2 separate regions of the Homo sapiens genome follow, and region 2 is linked to region 1. The links are chromatin loops, found by intact Hi-C in ENCODE. Cell type or tissue: PC-3. All regions are shown on one strand.

Region 1 (2,500 bases):
GCCTTTAATAAGGATAGATTCCTACAAGGTCAGAGAGTACCCAGAAGGCAGGAAGCTTAGTGGAGGAGGCAAGACATGACACAGGGCCTGGAGAATTTGGAGTGGGAAGCTGTCTGCTAGGCAGGGAATATGGGCTTGAAGAGATAGAGACAGTCAAGGTTCTGGGAGATCTTGAAAGCCATGTTGATATAGTCACAGGAGAGGGAGGTTCGTATTCTTCATGCAAGTGGCGCTCAGTAAGGACAGAACCATCTAAAGAAGATAAGCCTGGCTGTAGCTCCACAAAGAACAGCCTGACCCCTAATCCTGGGGTCTGGGGCTGGGGCTGGGCTCGTGACCTGGAGCAAGGGGTGTGGAGTGAGAGGCATTGAGAAAGCAGACACAGGAGGGCATTCCATGGCAAATCTCTGCCTTAGTTCCCTTAACTTTCCTTTGCTTCTGCCAACAAGTTGTTATTTATTCCCTGCTTGGGGCTATTGTTTCCCATTCCTTTGCCCTTGAGGTGGCCACTGTCCCCTTTCTTTCTGCCACTCCATTTCCCTCTGTCCTTGTCTTTGCCCTCTCTGTCAAAATTTGGCTCAAAGTGCCAGAAAGCCATACCTGATTCACCCTACCTGGGGCACCCCCTCCTTTGCCCATGTCCTCAGTCCTCTTCCTCATGGGTGAGCTCTCCTGAATGAAAGGTGAGATTATGGGTCCTTGGAAGATATTTTGCATGTGTCTGCGGGTGGCACCTGCTTTCCCCAACAATACAAACCATCAGGCCTCCCGGCGGCAAAGTCAGCCTAGTCCTCATTCTTCATATGGATAAGTAATTACTATGCAATTAGAAAACACAGAAAATGAAGGGGCCCTTTGTTCCTGGTTGCTTATTAATATTAATTTTTTTAAAAAGGTCTCCCTTCCCAGCTTGGGATCCTACAGAACAGGAAGCAGACAAATAATGCCTTTGAACAGCTGTGATGGGCTGTTGAAATTAGATCTGTCAGGGGATGAGAACACCACGATGGCAGCCACTCCGTGGTATAGGCTAAGAGGGTTCCAGGGGAAGGTATCTTGTAAGTGGTCAATAGAATGCTAGAGACACATCCTAGTCAATTTGAATACAATAATGATAATAGATGTTAATAATAATAGCTCACATGTATTATGAGTGAGCCAAGTACCATGTCAAGCCCACCTGCCTTATCCCATTAAATTCTCATAACCCTATGAAGTGAGCACTGTCATTCTCATTCCCATTTTAAAGATTTAAAAACTGTAGTTTGGAAAGGATAGTAGCTTATCTGAAGTGGCAGAGACAGGATTTGAGCCTAAGCCTGTCGTCATTCTGTCCTCTAAGCCACTGTCAGCGGACGCTCCATCGTACCAGCCCTGGGATGGCTGAGCCAGGCTCTGCAACCTTAAAACAGACACTCAAGAAAAAACCACAGCTGCTCTTAACTAAATTCTCCATTATCCTTGGGGGAGGAGATAACCCCAAATCATTTACGAGTGGCCTCAGGAGGCGGTATAAGTATTTTTTGCACCTGCTCCTGCTGTTGCAGACACTGCCTGGCTTTGGCTGACAGGTTTCTGGTCCCTGAATGCACTCAGACCAATGTCAGACAAAGGAGGCCGGGAGGAGGCGTGGTCGTGTAAGAGGAAGCCAGCCTGAAGAGAATTATTGGAAGGGAACCTTTAGCTGAAACAAGGCTGAGGGAAGTTAGCCAATGCCCAGAAGAAACTAGGCGATGGAGCACGGGCGGGCTTCTCTGGGAAGACAGACGTCCTCTGTAGGGATGAGTCAACATTTTTTCCTGTGGGCTGCGAGGACCGCTTCTGGAAGGTCGCTGGGAAGCCCCGCCCGGCCTTAGGGCTGGGAGGGGATTGGCTGCCCAGTTGCTGGGGCTTTGCTCTGAGCCAGTGGCGGGGTGGAGGGGCGGGGCCAAGGCGGGAGCAGCGGGCTTCTTGGCCAATCATCCTGCAGGGAGGCTGGGCACCCGGTACCATGGCAACCGCGAGCAGGGCCTCATTTGTTTTGTAGATGAGTAATTACTACACAATTAGAGAAAGCTAAAAATAAAGGGGCCCTTTGTTCCTGGTTACTTATTAATATTAATAAAATGGTCTGCCCAGGTCTGTGGTAAACATTTGATGCCTGCGTGCCTGTGGCAGAGGCTTGTGTAGCCGGGAAAGGCACCCCAGCCCCGCTCGCCCCTCTTTCGGGAAGTTATTTCTGACTATATCCTGGAGAGGGTGGGCTTCTGACCTTGGGGAGAAGAGGAGAGGCTCAGTGTGACAGACATAGGATCCAGGATGTCCTGGAGTCCGGGTCCGTCACTGACTCAGGTGGAAAGGTGGCGGCAGCGTCACCATCCTTCAGAGAAAAGACAGACACACAGCAGCAAAGCAGACACTATGGACCGGTGTCAGAGGAAACCCCTAGTCCAGTTTTGCTGTGTCCTTCTGTGTTTTCTGGCTTTTGATTGATCAGCTCCAGGTGTGTAAAATAGTCGTT
Region 2 (2,500 bases), 290 kb before region 1:
TTGTAATGTTTATTCCATTCAGCCAGTTGATGGGGTAAAATTACGAGATTGGTCTGTGATAAAAATGTTTTTAACTCCAACTTAGACGTTTACAGAAAGGAGAGACTTGGGCAGTTTGTTTATTTAGAACATTGATTACTGCTTCTGCCATGTTCCTCCAATCACAAACACTTGGGAAAATTTTGGAAAACTGCAAGAACTAAGTAAAAATCCCCCCAACGCCACTATTTACCATTCAGAGATAACTGCTATGAACATTTCGGTACATTTTTTTCTGTCCTTTTTCATGGCAAAAAAAAAAAAGGGCAAAAAATTATATAGAGACACAGGTATACACACACACACACACACACAAATCATTGGCTAACCTGCCTTTATAACTTTATCATATTTTCCTCATTCACTGTTTTTATGTTGTGGTTTTTATTGTCTATGTGGTGTTGTGACTTACAATTATACTTTATTTGACCAAAGCCTGTTATTGAATAGTTAGCTGGTTAGTGATTTATTATTATTATTATAAGTAACATTGTGGAATATCCTTGTACATAACCCCTTAGCAACATCTCTGATCACTTCCTTAATATGTTTACCTAGAAGTGGAATTTTGGGGTTAAAGGCTATGGATATTTTGAAGGAGATTTTACATATAAATATATATGAAAAATATATAAAGGAGCTTATATATATGAGATATATAATCTCCTTTACAATATCAAAAAATTTGTAATATATATACTTATATATAATCTCTTAAAATTTTTTTTATCTTACATTGGCCCTCCCGATAAGGAGAATGGTACTATTTTCTAACCTCACCAAAAGTTTGAGAGATTAACTTAATTTAAAAAAAATTACTGTTTTTGTAAAAATGATGTGTTTATGGTAAACATTTTTATATGTGCTGAAGGGGAAGGCTTAATTTAAAAAGATTGGGGTTTCTTGGATCAACTTGAATTGCTTATTTTAAACAGCCCTCTTCAGTGTAGTTTGGCAAAGCTCTCTCTTTCGGGTTTATTTGTTTACTTACCTACTTATCTTCAACACACTGACCTACCCACCTGTGTATCTTATTTGGTTAACATTTATCCAAGTTTGAAGATGGAAATAGTTTTCCTCTGAATCAGAACTTTCAGTGTAACTGTTCCAAGAAACCGCCACCACAGATGTGGGAAGAGGGAAGAGAATGAGGAAGATTCCTGCTGTCTTTTTACCGCTTGGGTTTACAAATGTGGCAAATTTGGAAAATGTCAAAAAGTAGGAAAAATAAAATGAAACCTGAGATCTCACCACACAGAAATAATTATAGTCAACATATTGATATGTTTTCTCTTTTTGGAGGAAAAAAGTTACAGATGAACAGAAATTTGAAAACAAGCTGTGCCTATTTTCTGTTTCTTTTATTACACATTTTATTATCAATGAATACTTTCTGCTGTAAAAAATATAAATGATACAGAAACCAATAGTAGTGTTCCCCTTTCTAGAAGAAACTATAAAAGGGTGTACTGTTCATCGCCCCTATTCACGCTTTAAAGGAGATGTCCAGCTCCAGTTGAAAATGAAGTTTTCTTACCTGGCAATCTGGTGTTTCTGAATGTGATTTGAAATCCGCCACCCCAATGAGAATGAGGACAGTTTTGTTTTTTTTTCCTGCCAAGAGGGATCGATCGTATTGATTAATTGACTGCAAAAATAAATTCAGAATTATGAAAATAAAGGGCATCTGGATTTAGAATTACCAAATATGGCTGGGCACAGGGGCTCACGACTGTAATCCCGACACTTTATGAAGCCAAGGCAGGTGGATCACCTTAGGTCAGGAGTTCAAGACCAGCCTGGCCAACATAGTGGTAGAGACATATCTGTCTCTGCCAAAAAATACAAAAATTAGCTGGGCGTGGTGGTGTGTGTCTGTAGTCCCAGCCACTTGGGAGGCTGAGGCACGCTTGAACCCAGGAGACGGAGGTTGCAGTGAGCTGAGATTGCGCCACTGCACTCCAGCCTGTCAAAAAAAAAAAATCACCAAATATTAGGTGTGTTAAGATCCTGGGAGATCAAATTTCACCCTCTCATTTTACAGATAAGAAAACTGAGGCCCAACAAACATTAGTAATTGCCTCACCCCAGGTCAATCAGCCAGTTAGGAACAAAACAGATTTCAGGTTCTAGTTTGTGTCCTTTTTTCTTTTTAAATGAAGATATTGATCTATTTTTTAAAAACAAGAACAAAGGCCGTGTGTTAGTCTAGTTTCAGTTGCAGAGAGCTGAATCCACTCCCATCTGGTTTAAGCAGAAAGGAATTTGTTTGAGGGCATTAAAATGCTTCCAGAAATCATCAGGAGATACACGGAAACCTCTAGGTTGTGCTTTTGGGAACAGCCCTCAGAGCTATGCAGCAGATCTGGGTCTTCAAATACCTACTGTCTCTTCTGTCATCTGGAAGTCCCCACCAAATTGGGAAGATGGTGCTACAGCTGCCAGGTTCAGAACCACAGCC

What was found. Hi-C counts contacts between places; a loop is a spot of excess contacts. Peaks named below come from ENCODE experiments on the same cell type or tissue, not always from the same donor. Only the 100,000 strongest peaks of a DNase experiment are listed, where the experiment ranks them.
Region 2: a loop joins it to region 1, with 8 times the contacts of the local background. A loop is called at or near these places in 2 of 110 quality-filtered maps.

The regions. Positions count from the first base shown.
Region 1 is chr17:57,661,260-57,663,759 of GRCh38, forward strand. The region is part of intron 11 of MSI2 (musashi RNA binding protein 2); the gene reads left to right. Among named protein-coding and RNA genes, the nearest start is that of MSI2-AS1, 54 kb to the left of the region's middle. RefSeq lists a silencer at 1,703-1,995. In PC-3, a CTCF peak has its summit at 1,509; a DNase peak (open chromatin) is centred at 1,802; H3K4me3 peaks cover 953 bases; H3K27ac peaks cover 1,631 bases.
Region 2 is chr17:57,371,218-57,373,717 of GRCh38, forward strand. All of the region lies in intron 5 of MSI2 (musashi RNA binding protein 2), which reads left to right. Among named protein-coding and RNA genes, the nearest start is that of MSI2, 120 kb to the left of the region's middle. In PC-3, no CTCF peak of the experiment used is centred here; a DNase peak (open chromatin) is centred at 1,114; H3K4me3 peaks cover 817 bases; H3K27ac peaks cover 1,393 bases.